Regions from separate parts of the Homo sapiens genome. Here region 1 is linked to region 2. A link is a loop called in an ENCODE intact Hi-C map of the cell type or tissue named here. Cell type or tissue: CD4-positive, alpha-beta T cell. All regions are shown on one strand. Each heading gives the region's core, and the rest is flanking DNA. Links, peaks and the distances in the headings are about the cores only.

Evidence for each region. A loop is a pair of places that touch in the nucleus more often than their neighbours do. Peaks named below come from ENCODE experiments on the same cell type or tissue, not always from the same donor. Only the 100,000 strongest peaks of a DNase experiment are listed, where the experiment ranks them.
Region 1: a loop joins it to region 2, with 1.8 times the contacts of the local background. A loop is called at or near these places in 2 of 110 quality-filtered maps.

What each region holds. Positions count from the first base shown.
Region 1 is chr9:5,349,583-5,354,968 of GRCh38, forward strand. No RefSeq gene overlaps it. Among named protein-coding and RNA genes, the nearest start is that of RLN1, 12 kb to the left of the region's middle. In CD4-positive, alpha-beta T cell, for the core only: no CTCF peak of the experiment used is centred there; a DNase peak (open chromatin) is centred at 3,259; H3K27ac peaks cover 667 bases.
Region 2 is chr9:5,299,137-5,304,470 of GRCh38, forward strand. It overlaps RLN2 (relaxin 2), which reads right to left. Exons shown (of 2, transcript NM_134441.3): 1 at 5,234-5,334; 2 at 728-1,308. The coding sequence ends at 962. Among named protein-coding and RNA genes, the nearest start is that of RLN2, 2.9 kb to the right of the region's middle. In CD4-positive, alpha-beta T cell, for the core only: no CTCF peak of the experiment used is centred there; a DNase peak (open chromatin) is centred at 2,615; H3K4me3 peaks cover 112 bases.

The DNA of each region.
Region 1 (5,386 bases), core at 219-5,218, 50 kb after region 2:
GTTTTCAGCTTTTTTTTTTTTTTTTTTTTTGAGAGAGAGTCTCGCTCTTTCACCCGGGCTGGACTGCAGTGGCACTATCTCAGCTCACTGCAAGCTCCACCTGCCGGGTTCATGCCATTCTCCTGCCTCAGCCTCCCTAGTAGCTGGGACTCAGGAGCCTGCCACCACACCCGGCTAATTTTTTGTATTTTTAGTAGAGATGGGGTTTCAGGGTGTTAGCCAGGATGGTCTCGATCTCCTGAATTCGTGATCCGCCCGCCTCGGCCTCCCAAAGTGCTGAGATTACAGGTGTGAGCCACTGCACCCAGTCGTTTTCAGCTATTATTTTAAAAATAATCTTTCTGTCCCTTTGTCTCTCTTTCTTAAATTCCTATAATTTGAATATTTGCTTTTACGAGGCTGTCCCATAAATCCTGTATGCTTTCTCTATTCCTCTTCATTCTTTTTACTCCTCTGACTGTATATTTTCAAATACCTGTCTTCAAGTTCACAGATTCTTTCTTCTGATTAACCAACTCCCTGTTGATGCTTTCTATTGACTTTTTCATTTTTTATTGTATTTTTCAGGTCCAGATTTCTATGTGTGTTTTTAAATAATTTCAATTGCTCTATTAAAGTTCTCATTTTGTTTATTATTTTTCTGATTTCATTGAATTGTTTGTATTTTATTGAAGTTCACTGAGCTTTCCTAAAACAAATATTTTGATTTTTTTGTTAGAAAATTCATATATTCCCATTTATCTAGGGTCAGAAACTGAAAAACTATTGTGTTCTCTTGGTAGTGATATGTCTTTTTGTTTTTTCATGTTTCTTGTTGCATTGCATTGATGTCTACACATTTGTTGAAACAGTTATCTCTTTCAGACATTTGGGCTAGTTTCACTGTGAAAAGGCCTTCCTCAACAGGGAGGAGTAAAGGCTCTGGATGGTTGGAGTGTGGCTCCTTGGTAGTAGCCACATAGTTCCGTCAGCTAAGATCAGTGTTGTTGAAGATTACAGAATCCTCAGCAGCGAATGCTGTGAATGTCCACAGTAGCAGTGAGGGTTGTTAGGGTTTTCATGACAATGGCTTCTACAGTCCTCCCAATCTTTTTCCTCCTGCCAGGGAAGTTGTAGATTGGGGCAGGTCCCTCTTGGCACTGGGACCAGCTTTCAGGCCCTTTTGCAGTAATGGTGGCTCTGGTATCTGATGAGTGGCACCCATGGAGCAGCCACAGAGGTTAGTCCTAAGGCATAGGCACACATCCTGGCACTATAGCTCTGGGCTGTAGGCAGTAGTGGCACTGGTGCCCAGGGAGCAGGTACCCCCACTGCTGTATTGGTAATGGTATGTGTTGCACATATGCTTGTGAAACAGCTGGGGAGCTGAGAATGGCAGCACAGGTGTACATAGAGTTATAGTACTTGGGAGCTGGGGTAAGATCTAGCTCTCTATGGCAGTTGAGCCTGGGGCATAGGCATGCTCAGAGTGACCTTGGCACTCTAAAGCCCAGAATGTGAACTAGCTTGCTATAGCAATGGATCCAGTGTCTAAGATGTGTTCAGGGCGGTTAAGCCACAGAACACAGCTCTAGAGTGTGGGCGCTCATAAGGCAGCTGCTGCTTGGGAGTTGGGGCACACAGGGTTAAAAGAGGTGGCAGAGGGAAGTGCAGCTATGTCTTCCTCTCTGAGAGTGGTAAGAATGGCTGTTGGGTACCTTAGTATCAAAAGACGCTGGTGTCCTTTGCAGAGAATGCTGCTGGGGACCACAACAGTTAATTTGGCTAATACCAAAAGCATCTGTCTTCCTTCTTTGTTCCTGTCTTCTGGAATCTCAGGTATACAAATCTCACCAGTGATCCTTTCTAAGTGGATAGTTTCCATTTTATTTTGCTCTACTGTGCTGCTGCAGATTCTTTAATGGCCCTTGAGCTGTCTCAGGGCTATAGTGGTTTGTGGAAATAGCTGTCCATGTTTGTGTGTGCGTGTGCATGTGTGTGTGTATGTGTGTGTGTGTGTAGGGGAGGATTGAAGGCTTATATCTCCTACTCCACTATCTCGATGATATCAATCTCTCAACTTCTACCATGTTTTTAAACCTACTAAATATATTCTTCTGCATATTGTAATATTTCAATCAAGATTAAAGTTTTGATATCTATCTTTTTAAAATGCATGTAGTTTCAAAAGTCTAGCAAAATCAGGTTTGCTGATTGAACAATTTAGAAAGTACTTTGGCTTTTAAAAGCTCTTTATTATGAAAAACTGTTTATTATGAAAATTTCAAATATGTACAAAGTAAACAAAACAGTATAAAGAATCCTCATGTCCTACATTATACAACTGCAATGGCTATCATTATTTTTGTCATTCTTTTTTCACCTGTATCTCTCATTTATCACTATATACCTATATCTATCACTACATATATAACATACCTTGAAATGCCTACATATTAGCTTTACAATTTTGACAAATGAGTACACCAGAGTAAGCCACATCTTTATTATGATATAAAACAATTCTCTCTTCCCAGATAACTTCCCAGATAACTTCCTCATATCTCTTTCTGATCAACCCTCAACCCTTAGGGTAGGCACTATTCTGATACAATTAGATTTGTTTTGCTTTAAACTTCATATAAATGAAATCATAATGCATTCGCTTTTAATTTAAAGGAGAGTTTGCCAGAACTGGTCTTTCATCATGAAATCAGATTAAAAAGTGACAAGTGAGAATAAAAGTTGGACATTGAATAGTATTGAAGCAACTCAAGTGTGTAATGAGTGTGTTTAGAAAAAGCTAGTCTAATTAAAATCATCACTGATGTATACTTGAGAACAGTAGGTAAGAGTGTAAATATGTAATATGCAAAGCTCTGAATTTATAGTTAGATTTCTGGCAGCATATGATGTTTAATTTAACAAAATAATTCAGCAGGAACATTATAATAGAATTTTATGAAGTTCTTCTTTGCTCTTAGATAATATCCACACTGATGGGAGGGATAAGAAACATTAAGATAAAGAAACACAATTCAACCTGCTAAAGTGGGCTTTATGCTTAGAAATGCAACAAAGTCACAGCAGTGAAAAATACATCTACTTCTTGGTCAAAAGACATTGTACTTTTTATTTAATGTATTGCAACTTAGAACTGTTTCTAACAGGTTTCCATGATGCTGTGCAAATAAGCAGCTAGAGTCAGGTTAAAAGAGATCGAGCATTTCCTGTGAGAGGTCCTTAGAAGGAGAGATTAAGGTGGGACCAGAGATGAGCTTGAAGGCAAGTTGTGTTTCCTGTGGGTCTGGTTTCCTGTCCCACTCCACCACACCTTTCCTCCAGCTATGACCAATGAGCTACTTGAAATGTTTCCTTTTCCTAAAACACTCCTACTCTAATAGGAAATTGATAATCTGTTTGAGAGACCATGTCCAAGTCTGAAACTGAGCAGAACCCCTTTGCTTACCTAGATTTTTAGGATGCTTCAGAGGTGTCAGGCTTTGCAAAAATTCACCTGTGACCTGTCCTAAGCTGTCAGTTCAGAGAAGAAAACTGGCTGCAAGGTCAATCCAGTGCCCTGTGTCTTCCACAGCTACTGAATTTGAGAGAAGCAACTATTCATCAGCACAAACTTTATTCCAACCCCAAGTGTCTTTTTATTATCACTAGTTTGAAATAGATAGCATCAGTTGGTCTGCTTCCAAAATTCTTATTTCTTTGAAGATGAAAAGAAAAACATTCCAGAGACCAAGTTTTCTCTGAAGTATTTTAAGGAAGTATGAAACTGTTAAGTGCCTCAGAACCCATCTTGGGTTCTTAGCTTATCTTTCTTCAAAATCACCTTAGTGGATAAAGTTGGTGCTACCTTCAAGTCAAGTCAAATGTTTATCAGCAGTAAATTAATGGTGTGGGAATGGTGGGAAGAGAAGGAAAAAGTCACTCGTATTTCTCAAAGTCTGATCAAATTATTTTAACATTATCCTGACAGCCTTTCACAGGTCTCCCTTATCACACTTCAATATCTACCACTATCTCTAACCCATTGACTTTCACATACATTCAATGGCCATTTACTTCCTTACTATTTTTTGAAACCTTCACCAAGCTACAGTCCTAGATTTCTGATCCTTCCTACAACATGGACTCTGTTCTCCCAACACCAAATGGCATGCTTAAACTAACTCCAGGTCAGGGTCTACCTCCACCTCAAGTGCAGAGAAGAAAACACCCATGGAATGCTGCTGACCACAGATGGAGTCCTTCGAGAAAAAAAATAAACTAACTAAGGCTAACACTCCATCACTGAATCCTTGACACTTGTGGACCGAGAAATTTTGAGGCAGAAATGTTATCCAAACCTCAGACTTAGTGATGCCACTGAGTTCTTATCAGTGGGATACAGTTTCCAGTTGCTTTTATTCAGTGGTAATGATGAATTTGTGCTGCCCCAGCCACACTTCGGTCATTTGAGTAACCAGAGGAACAAGTTAACACAGCAAAATAAACTGGCCTGTGAGGGATCCCATTGGTGGCTTTGGTCTTTGGATTGGGTTGGTGGGTTCAGCTCCCCCAACCAAGCCAGGAGCTGAACCCTAACAGGCATTCTTGGGCTGTCTACTGTCGGAGGCAGTTGAGTCAGCTCCATCCCATTCTTCCTTGGCCCCCTTCTTATTTTCCAGACTTTTCTCACTTCGCCTCCTTCCATTCTGCCTGTGTCTCTTAGTACATCTGCAGCCCAGATACTGCTCCAGACAGACTCAGAGTTATCATTAGAAAAATCAGTGGAGATGCTAAACAGCCAGACAGTGATGATAAGCAGGGTACTTCCTGAAATCTCCTGTGGGCATCCACAAGGCCAAATCTAAGGGAGCATTTCCAATCCTCTCACAAAACAGACACACTCCAAGGTCAAGAGACACCACAATGCCTGACCAATGTGCTTTATTTAATTATATTTTCTCAGTAACAATTTATTCCTTTCCAAGAATGGTGGGGCAGAAAAAGTATCAAGGTTCTGGCTTGTGTTTCTAGAATATCACACTTGAACATTCATATATTAAAATTGTGGAAGTCTATAAAATATATTATCAATTTCAGATGGCTTATATTTAGGTTACATTGGTCATAGATTATTTTTGCAATCTGTGTCTATTCCTTCTCACTTCTCTTCTAACCAATGCCCTTCTAACCCCACCCTAGGACACTTCATATGGCTCTGAGACTGAATGTGTGTGATAATTTTTTTAATTATATTTGATTTTGACTTTGACACTATTTTTTCTTGATCAGGCAGCATGTTGTATTGAAAAGAATCCTGCCAGGGATACCAAATACAAAGGTTTTAGTGTAACTACCATTACTAGATATAAAACTTTAGGTCAATCACAAAGGGCCTCAATTTTTT
Region 2 (5,334 bases), core at 335-5,334:
CCAAGAACTTAAAGTATAATTTTTAAAAAAGAAAAAAAATAGACAGAACCAGTAAAATACTAAGTTGATAACTACGTCAGTTTACTTTTCTAACAAGTGTTCATACTATTTCAGTAATTTTGCTTACAGAAATAGTTTGCAAATTCTAAAGAAGTGAACATAAATTATGTTCCTTCATTATACTATTTCTTCTGTAATATATGATATGGACTTGTTTGTTCTGTTCTATATTATGTCTATTCCTTTTTATCCTTAAAAAATAATTTACTTTTAAGTTTCTTAGACACTGGAACTGAGAACAGAACCCTAGCTTGAAAAGTACTTGAGTTCCCTTCAGACTATACTAGAAAAAAAGGAAATTAAAAAGGAAAAAAAAGCGTTTGAGTTTATATGGTCTTAACTAAATTACATTGGTTTAGTGTCCAATCCGATTGTTTGCAATGAGTATTTCAATATGACACAAAAACCTTTTGTAATCTATTAGGAAAGGTCAAGTTTTATGGCTTTATCTATATCCAATCTAAGAGTTAATATCAATAAAACATTTTGGTCCATTTCATGTAACTGGTGTTAGGTATTGTTACTACTATATGGTGTTAGGTATTGTAACAACTGTATTGTTACTACGTATGGTTAAAGCGGTAGAGGTTTTATTGTAATTTTAAGTTAACAGCATTAAAAAGAATAACACAACATAATCATGCTGTTAATAAAAAGACAAAAAGGCTTTTCAGCAAAAAAATGTGTCATTTAATCACACAAAGAACATTTTCTTACACATCAAATAAAAAAATCTAAACATCAACAAAGATGTTTAGATATTCTAAGAATTGATGGGACCTAATATCTAACAAAGATTCTTAGATATTCTAAGAATTGATGGGACCTGATAGAAGCATCAGTGAAATGTCATTAAGAATATGTGTGAATATTATACGAGATGTGCACAATTAGCTTCATCTCAGCAAAATCTAGCAAGAGATCTTTTGGTACAACCAACATGGCAACATTTATTAGCCAATGCACTGTAGAGTTGTCTCTTTTTTCGAGAATGAGTATCCAAGCCTAAGTATTTTAATTCTGAAGGACTGCTGTCTGCGGCTTCACTTTGTCTATTGCGAATAAGTTTCTTAAATTCTTCAAAGAGAAGACTGGAATCTTTTAATACAGGTACATGTTGTTGTAGCTGTGGTAATGCTGGCTGCATCTCAGACAGGGTTAACTTCAGCTCCTGTGGCAAATTAGCAACAAATTCTGACATCATATTTATGGTTTCTGTATCTTTGTTGATGAAGGATGGCACAATTTCTGTTAAATTTAAAAAAAAAGGTGTATGTGAGGGTATATTCATGTCAAAGAGCACTCAGAAAAACTATGAATGTTTGCATAGACAAAAAAGCATTGCCTCAGTATAAATTAAACATTGAAACAAAATAAGCAAGCATCCTAATATCTAAACACTTAGCTTACTTACAGTTGGACACCTTAAAGTACCATAATTTTACCAAGGCTCTGCTTTACCCCATTGGTCCTCTCTCGTCTCTCTTCATGATCCCCTCAGTGCTTTTATCATAGTACTTTTGACTCTCCCTGACATTAATCTGTCATCTTTCTGAAGTCATGTAAGTCACTGAAAACAGTTTGACCACAGCTAGTGGTCATTTTCTTGGATTCTTCTTAGTTAAGTCATTTTCTTCCATTGCTATGATTTATGATATTATGAGTTGTAATAGTAACCCTTGAAAAAGATATTACTTTAAGCTATTGAATATTTCATGGTGGGAAGTTACTCCTGGAGGATAAAGTTAAAGAGGCAGAATTTCCAACACCTCTGATCTAATCAGCAGGAGAAAGAAGTCTCTGATGTTCCTTAACCATCTATTTAACAATTTGTCTTCCCCAGAGTATTTACTCCAAAACAATAGTATTTTATATGAAAGAGAGAAGTGGGTTAAAAGAACACTAACCAAAAATCACTGATTTAAGAAGAGATTTGTATCTGCTGTGGAGTATGTGTACTGACTAATGTTTTCTGTTTGATATTTGTTCCAAAGCTGCAGATCATGCACTATGCAAGATCTGTGTGTCTCCTAGGAAGGGAGCCTGTTCTTACACAGCATCCCAGGCTGGCCAAATGTGAAGGCTGGGACTTGGGCTGGGAACCTGCTGGACACCCAGCTGACATCTTCCTCCATCTTTGCACCCATTCAGCTCAGTTGAACATTCATTACCTGTTTCCATGTCTCTGGCACTGCCAGTTAAAAGATATAAATTTATTTAAATGTTTCTTGCTCTCAAAAAGCTTACAGTGAGTTAAACCCTCTCCTAACCTTAACTGTCCTAATTATACAACTTAATAGTTTTATTTCACAAAGAAATTAGAAACACGATGATGTTTAAATTACAGTGAAAACCCATATCAGGTCTTGCTGCTCTTCTTCCTGGACAGGAAAACTCTCCATTAACAAGGCATTACTCTTGAAATAATGAAAATAAAGAGAAGAGGGGAGTAAATCTAAGTGCGGGAGGCAGACACCTGGTTAACCACTGATGCCTGCTGATCAGAGGAAACCACGACCCTTCACCTAGACAGCGGTGGTTCTGGGGCTGATCATTTCCTGAGTTTTCTGGCAAGAGATTCAGTTGTTCCCCTTCTAGCCAACAAAAAAATTCAACAATTGGAGTTTGACAGAGGAATAAAAAAAAACAAACTGTAGTATTTCATCCTTCCTCCCAACACTCTCCCTCATTCATGTTCTAAACTGGAAATGACAGATGAGAATTTATATCGTTTTTGGTTAAATGAGAGGTTTTGGCATTTCCCCTCAGTAAGACATCCTAAGTTTAATTCAATTTCATCATAAAAACCTCTCTTTGATCCAACCTAAACTTTCTGTAGTTGGGGCCTTATTAAATACTGAAAGAAGCTGATGGTAATTTTCTATATACTTAAAGCCAGTTAAATGAGTCAGCCAAAACAGTTATAGTTTGTATTAGGTTTGTTCATAGGCTGTGTATTTTATACTTTTATTAAAATTATATTTTTAAACCTGTTTTGAAATATTTCATAATCCATAACACCTTTAGCTATGGAACCTAGGCTCAAAGAAAATATTCTGTCTGAATTCATACAAATACCCTTATTCACTTATTATTTTGGATGTAAATCTCACTAAAATAGGCCTCTTCTGGTTTAAAGGGTATCTTATTTTTAAAAGGGATGCAGTGAATATGATTTTAGCACATATTGTAGGATGAAATGGATGGCTAACAATGTAATAATGTGGAAGCAAATAGCAACTACCTAACAGTAGAAGTCTGAAAACTCAAATTAATCACAAATTACTGACATGTACTTCCAAAACGATTCCTACCTAGTAATGGTAAACATTTGTCTTAATCTCCACCTGCAGGCAATATTTTCTGAGGTTACTTTCAGTTAAATTATACTGCACATCAATAAAGAAAATTCTTTAAAAATACTTTGTAATCTCATGTCTCTTCAAAGGAAATAAAAATGTAGCCATATCTATATACAAATGTGCTTAATGAAGTATTTTCAGCAACAATTTAGAAATAAACTAAATATCCACCAAAGAATCCTTAAGTGTATGTGGCAGATTTATGACAAAAAATACTACACAGGAATTTCAAATTGTGTTTTGGGATAATAACAATGTGAGAAACTGCTCAAAGTATAATGGTGAGTGAAAATGCAAAAGATATATACATATACCTATCCAAATGTTAACATTTCTTTCCACTTACTTGTTTAATATAATTTCATTTTCTCATAAAATTCACATATACTTTTCAAAGTCCTTAATATCTACGAGTGCTTCTCATTTTTCACGCTGCATTAATGTACATTTGTCTTTAATATGAGCATTACTACTTTTATAGTCAGAAAATGTGGAATAATAAAGCAAATGCAATGCAATCCGGTCTTCTCTACTTTTTATCACTAAATTCCTAGACGTTGTGGTATTTTTGTACTAATGTTATACAAAAGTCATGTAAAAACTGCCATTAAATAAATCAAACTCTAACAATGTAGAAAAGTAAATAACTTTAGAAGCATACTTTAAATCTCATAAAAGAGAAGTAAATGTATTTCTGTTAGAGTCATTTATATATAGTATATGCATATAGCCTATAAAATTTAGTTGCGGTTTATCATAAATTACATGTCATACTAATACAAAACACTTAGTATTTGCAACTGCGGTTACTTTCTCTGAATTTAATATGACCCGTTACACTTCTTAGACTAGTATATACCTCCATGAGTTTCCACTGCTACTTTATAAATACTAAAATATTTTTAAAAGCCATTTCAGATTGAGCTGTACTCAACTCTAAGAGCTTGCCTTTAAAGCAAACCCACTGCAGCTTCCAAATGCTTGAAAGCATCAGTAGGGTCTTCAGCTATGATGGTCTGAACGGCCTGCTTTCCTTGTCTCTGGTCCTCTTGAGTTTCTCCTAAAGGCATTCAAGCCTTTCCTTTCTCTTCCATCCCCTGCCTCACAAATGAACTTCAATACCCAGATCAAAGAAGCGGGAGGTCAGACTCTTTCCTTTGGGATTTTCTGTTTGTTTATTTTAAAGAACGTTTCCAATGGCAAAGGCCACAGCCCAACTTCTGGACTAGGAGAGTCATTAAGTGTAAGGCCCTTCCTGTCTTCCCATCACGGGACCCTCACAGAGACCTCAGAGTGTTGCCCCGTCCTACAGGCGCGCAAACAGGCTTGATAACTAGCGCGCCGCCTCAGTGTTTGTCCCCTCTCCTCTCTATCCGAGAAGCCCTGTTCAGGTGCCCCCACCAGCACGCCCGCTGTCTGGCCGCCTGGCTTTCCTGTGGGGTGCAGGAGTGCGCCCGGCCTCCTGCGGGTCTCCGGGCGGCGTCACCTCCTCTGAGGCTTCCCCTCCCTTTCCACCCCGTCGCTCTGACTGCCTTACGGAAAGGGCACCAAGGAACTCTCGGGTGAAGCAGCTTCCTGTTCTCAGTGCTTTCCCTCCGTCCGGTGAGATTCCCAGTGAGACTGTTTGAATAAAATCACCTGGCAAAGGAAAAGCCCAAACTTTAGGGACCAGCCACGGCTGAGTAGGGGCTGAGCGGTGGCAGCCAATGAGATCTCGAGTCGGACGTGCAGGCCGCCGTTCCAATTGGGCGGCCGCCCCAGAGTAACCAATGGGAAGCGCGGGAAGGCCGGGAGGGGGCGGGAGCTCTCACCTGCCACTGGTCTAGGTGTCTGAGGAGCATCTTCCTGGCTCAGAGACCTTTTGCTCCAGGTGCTCATGCCGCAAATGGCAATCTGCGCGCGAACTAATTCG